2 separate regions of the Homo sapiens genome follow, and region 2 is linked to region 1. Evidence: chromatin loops called from intact Hi-C (ENCODE). Cell type or tissue: sigmoid colon. All regions are shown on one strand. Region 1 overlaps SND1 (staphylococcal nuclease and tudor domain containing 1). Region 2 overlaps SND1 (staphylococcal nuclease and tudor domain containing 1).

Region 1 (2,500 bases):
AGCTCTAGGCCATCCATCGAGCCTCTCCTGACCACTCTAGCCCTGTCTCCTCTTTCTCACATGAACTTCCAGAGATGTTCTGTAACCTCACCTCACCTTTATGCAGATGCTCACTGCCTGGAGTGAGCTAAAGAGAGTTAATTAAATATTAAAGGAGTATTTAATCTGATTTTCCAAGTGTACCACCTCCTCAACATGGACTTACTCCTGGAGACAAAGTATCCAGATGTATCTGCCACAGTCCAGCTATAAATGCAGGGGCAATTGGAGCAAGTGACATACTGGGGCTCTGGATTTCAGGGAGCAGGTATGGTCATAGAGCAAGGAGGCGGGAGCAGAGACTTCGCAGGAGATCACTAGATGACAATCTCTGTTCATTTGGCATACACAGATGCAACATCTGCTACAAGATAGGCATTGTGCTAAGGATTGGGCATATGGAGATAAACAAGGAACACAGGCTAGAGGAAGAGAGACATGTATGCTAAACTGAGGTTTCTTTGGAGCCATATACTTACTTACACCAGGTTCTGGGAGGTGATGATAAAAAGAGAGAAGGCAACAGGCATTCCAAGTAGAGAGCAGAAAGGGTTAGATGCCTGAGGCCAGTAAGACTAGTTTTGGACTCTTCAAGTGCTCCTGCTCAGGAAGAGCGGATGGTGGGGGAATGTGGGTAACGAAGCTAGAAGGATGAACAGGGTATAGATCATGAAGGCCATGTATGTCTTATTTTGAAGGTAAAGGAACTGATGAGAAGTTATAAGCAGGGCATGATGTGAGCAGATATGTGTCTTAGAATGGTCTCCCTTGTACAAGGCAGACAGGCCAGAAGGGTCATGAGAACAGAAGAAGACTGGTTAGGAGACAGAATCCTGTCAGAGCAAAAGACTGGAATAAACTGATTCTATAGACCCCAAGGATTGCTGATGATATGCCTGAGAAAGGGGACTGGGGGGCAGGTTGAACAAAGCATGACAGCAAAAGGAGAGCTTATTAGGAGCTACATTTTTCTCTCTCCTGTTTTAAATCCTAGATAATTTTACCACCAAAGTCTCTCTGCATAACCACGTGCCACCACCCCCCCACAACTCCACTGGCTAGGGGGAGAGAAGTAGCTTCCCACCCTGACAGTCCCAGTGCTTGGCAGGATGAGTTATGGGAATGCTCTCATCTCTCTCTCAAGATAAGGTGCGGTTCTCCATGGGAGATGCAGGCAGATATATATCAGTGCCCTAACCAACAGAAATAAATGTCATAACTCCAGCTCCTATCCATAAATACACAGCGCAGGAACAACCTTAAACAGCCCAGTGTGCCCAGAAGAGGCAGGATTTAGTGGGCTTCGTTACTTGCTCATGTGCTGAAAAGCGCTTTTAGGAGGGTGTTAAATAGGCACATTACGCAAGCTCATGGACCTAAAATAAATAAGGCATTCTCCTTATGTGGACGTCACCCACACAGAGAAGCTGCATGTGCCCTGTTCAACAAGAAAGGAGAGGAAGAGACTTTACAGAGATGCCAGATACTGCTCTTGAGCCAGTATCCTTCAAACCAGTGCCAGCAACAGGGCAGGGAGGAGATTCTTTATTGGCAGGATCCCACTGCAGATACTAGGGATACTCATTCTAAACAAGACATGAGTCTCAGCAAGAGAACCTGCTGCTTGTCATCTCCTAGAGATCTGTGATTTCTGGAAGTGGAACTGGTGGGAGACTTCTTGGTGCAACACCCTTTATGATTCTGGAGGCTGTGCTTTATCCACCTCCCATCACCTGCTCTTTGTCTTTAGGTCCAGGCCATCAATTTGGCTTTTCATACAAAGCTCTGCTCCTAAACAAGCAACTGGCTCATCTTCCCAAATCAATGAAGCTCTCCAGCTCCCTGGAGAGGGATATATTAAATATCAATCATGCATATTATTTTACAATATAATTACTTTGGCAATTAATCTGTAAGAAATATTGCTCTCCAGATCCTAACTTCTGCCAACACAAACACAAAGCTCTTGGAGAGTGGTCACATGGATGGAGCCTGAGCTTCCAGGGAAAGAGAGAGAGGGCTGCTCCATACAAAGCCGAAGACATAAGAGATTAAAAGATGAGATGATCTCCCCAGAGTCTCTTTCAACCCTGCTTCAAGAGACCATCGGAGCCACTATTTAATCAAGGAGAAGCACAACTCAAGCAAAAATGGGGGAGGGACTGTTTTACCCAAGCAGGTAATAATAAGGGCTCCTGCAGTAATGAGGTTTATAGACTGCATTTTGGGGGGAGTAAAGATAGATATTTTCACAGATAAGATCTTTAGTACAGCATCTCCATACAAAACCCCACTGTTGGCTTAATGAAGGTGGGCTTTTGTTTTGTTTCCTGCTGTGTCTCCAGAACACAGTGTGCATTCCAGAAATATTTGCTGGAGTAAGGGGGGAAGGAAGGAAAGCAGGTTCTGCCTGACTCATTTCACTGAGAGGTGCTCACATAGCCACCCTATCCACTGTCCA
Region 2 (2,500 bases), 280 kb after region 1:
TTCTCTGAATACTCACCAACACAGCCAGTTTTTTGTTTGTTTTGTGTGTGTGTGCGTATGTGTTTTTGTATTGCTTTTTGGTTTTTTTCCTGGCAAGAACAAGAGGCAAACCTAAATTAGAGGGCCCAACATTCAAACCCAATGAACCGGAAGCCCAGGAGCTCATGGCAGTGCTGACTCACTGGCTCTGGATACACTTGCAGACCCAACAGGTACAAGCACAAGTTGCTGCTCCCGAGCCAACTGTGCCAAAAATCGGGCCGCAGTTTACATATACGGAGTTTAAATCTCAGGAGGACCATAACAATCATCTACAGAGAGACTTCACATAAAGACAGCATCTAATCTGGGCTATTTTATTTTACAGCTGAGAAATCTGAGAGCAAGAGAGGTAAAGTAACTTTTGCCTAAAATAACCAGGATTGACAGCAGAGCAAGGATTGGGGTTGAAGTTTCCCAATCCTGATATTCCACTATGCCACACATACAAACAAGCATTTGGGAGCTGATTTCTGTTAAAATGGTATCTGAGGTTACCTACTGATTAAATCTTTTTCTCAATTAAAATCTCTGTTTATATGTGCCAGTAGAACAGGTGTTGGAGACCAAATCACTAAGCAAGTAAAGCTTCCATGAGCTGGCTGTCCCAAATCATACCAACATTTATTAAACCGTACCATCTGCAAGGCAAGCTGACTTAGAGTCCAATATTACAAAAGAACACCCAAAAAGTAGATGCAAAGAAGAAAACTTCAAAACGATAAAATGCAGGATTGGCGAACTACAGCCTACTAGCCAAATCCAGCCTACTGCCTGTTTTTGTACAGACCATGAGCTAAAAATGGTTTTTACATTTTTAAAAGGTTGGAAAAACATCAAAAGAAGATTATGTAACATGCAAAAGAGTATGAAAGTCAAATTTCAGTGTCCATAAATAAAGTTTTATTGGAACACGTCAAGCTCATTCATTTATGTATTGTCTAGGGCTGCTTTTGCACTAGAACAGCAGAGTTGAGTAGTTGCGACAGAGACCATATGGCTGGCAAAGCCTAAAATATTTATTACCTGGCCCTTTACAGAGTAAGTTTGCCAACCCCTGATATAAAGCATTATGACAAGCGAGTGAGATGAAAACTAGTTTTATGGTCGTCTAAATAGCAAGTGCATGGCAAAAATAAATTCTGGACCAATTCAAGTTACACAAACTGCTCGTTTTTATAATCAGAGAAGGAGCTGCAGTATATGGCAATAAGAATTTAGTTTCAGAATCAAATCAATGTCAGCAGTGACCTTTGAAAGTTATTTAATTGGCTCCATTAGCCTCCATTTCATCATTTATAAAATAAATACATAAGAATATATATAAGTTGTTATGATCCAGTTTGTCAATCTGTTGCTGAAATAAAAATAAAATAAAGAGTTGTTATGAAACCTAAACAAAATAAAAGCACTTAGCACAGAGCCCAGCACAAGGACACAATAAATATAGCCAACATTGTTGTTACAAGAAATGGCTCAAAGTGTGGTCTGCTATAAAGACTGGAAGAGTATGTACAATAGAAAAAGATGGACATTCCTCTAGGGATATAGAAGAAAACATCATGGTCAGGCACAGTGGCTCACGCCTGTAATCCCAACACTTTGGGAGGCCAAGGCGGGTGGATCACCTGAGGTCAGGAGTTCGAGACCAGCCTGGCCAAGAAGGTGAAACCCCATCTCTACTAAAAATACAAAAATTAGCTGGACACGGTGGTAGGTGCTTGTAATCCCAGCTACTTGGGAGGCTGAGGCAGGAGAATCGCTTGAACCCAGGAGGCGGAGGTTGCAGTGAGCCGAGATCAGGCCATTGCACTTCAGGCTGGGCAACAAGAGTGAAACTGCGTATCAAAAATAAAGAAATAAAGAAAATATCAAAGTCACAGAAATTCTCTCACCACTGAATTCTGTCAGATTTAGACTGATAACCTGTAATCTCTAATTCCCTTGATTTATCAGTTAAGATACCCACTCACTAGGAAAGTAGATTTAAGTACCTATGTCCAAATCTCTATCCTCTGGGGTGAAAGTAGTAAGTATCATCTCTTAAGTTTGTATTGAACTTCATACTTGACAAACTGTCTTGGCAATCATAGCCTCAGATGGTGTGGCTAACGGAACAACCATGAGCTCTGAAATTATACAGCCTTGAGTTTGAACGCAAACTCAAGTGAAAATCATTCTGAACACTGTGATATTCCTTCATCTATAAGTAAAGATAATACCACTATCTCCTCTGGGTTATTTGTATTATTACATAAGATCCTTGACTCCCTGAAACCAAGAAGGTAACTCAATAAATGTTAAAGGAACATTAATCTCTCTTCCCTTCCTTCCCTGCTCTCCTCCCCTCCTCATCCTCACAACAATGCCCTGAGGAAGCAGGACAGGGACCCTTATCCTCATTTTGCAGATGAGAAAACTATGGCACAGTCAGATGGCATGAGGGCTAGAACACAGGTTT

What was found. Peaks named below come from ENCODE experiments on the same cell type or tissue, not always from the same donor. Only the 100,000 strongest peaks of a DNase experiment are listed, where the experiment ranks them.
Region 2: a loop joins it to region 1, with 23 times the contacts of the local background. A loop is called at or near these places in 1 of 110 quality-filtered maps.

What each region holds. Positions count from the first base shown.
Region 1 is chr7:127,954,089-127,956,588 of GRCh38, reverse strand. All of the region lies in intron 15 of SND1 (staphylococcal nuclease and tudor domain containing 1), which reads right to left. Among named protein-coding and RNA genes, the nearest start is that of SND1-IT1, 42 kb to the left of the region's middle. In sigmoid colon, no CTCF peak of the experiment used is centred here; a DNase peak (open chromatin) is centred at 1,488.
Region 2 is chr7:127,676,145-127,678,644 of GRCh38, reverse strand. The region is part of intron 1 of SND1 (staphylococcal nuclease and tudor domain containing 1); the gene reads right to left. Among named protein-coding and RNA genes, the nearest start is that of SND1, 25 kb to the right of the region's middle. In sigmoid colon, no CTCF peak of the experiment used is centred here; a DNase peak (open chromatin) is centred at 1,024.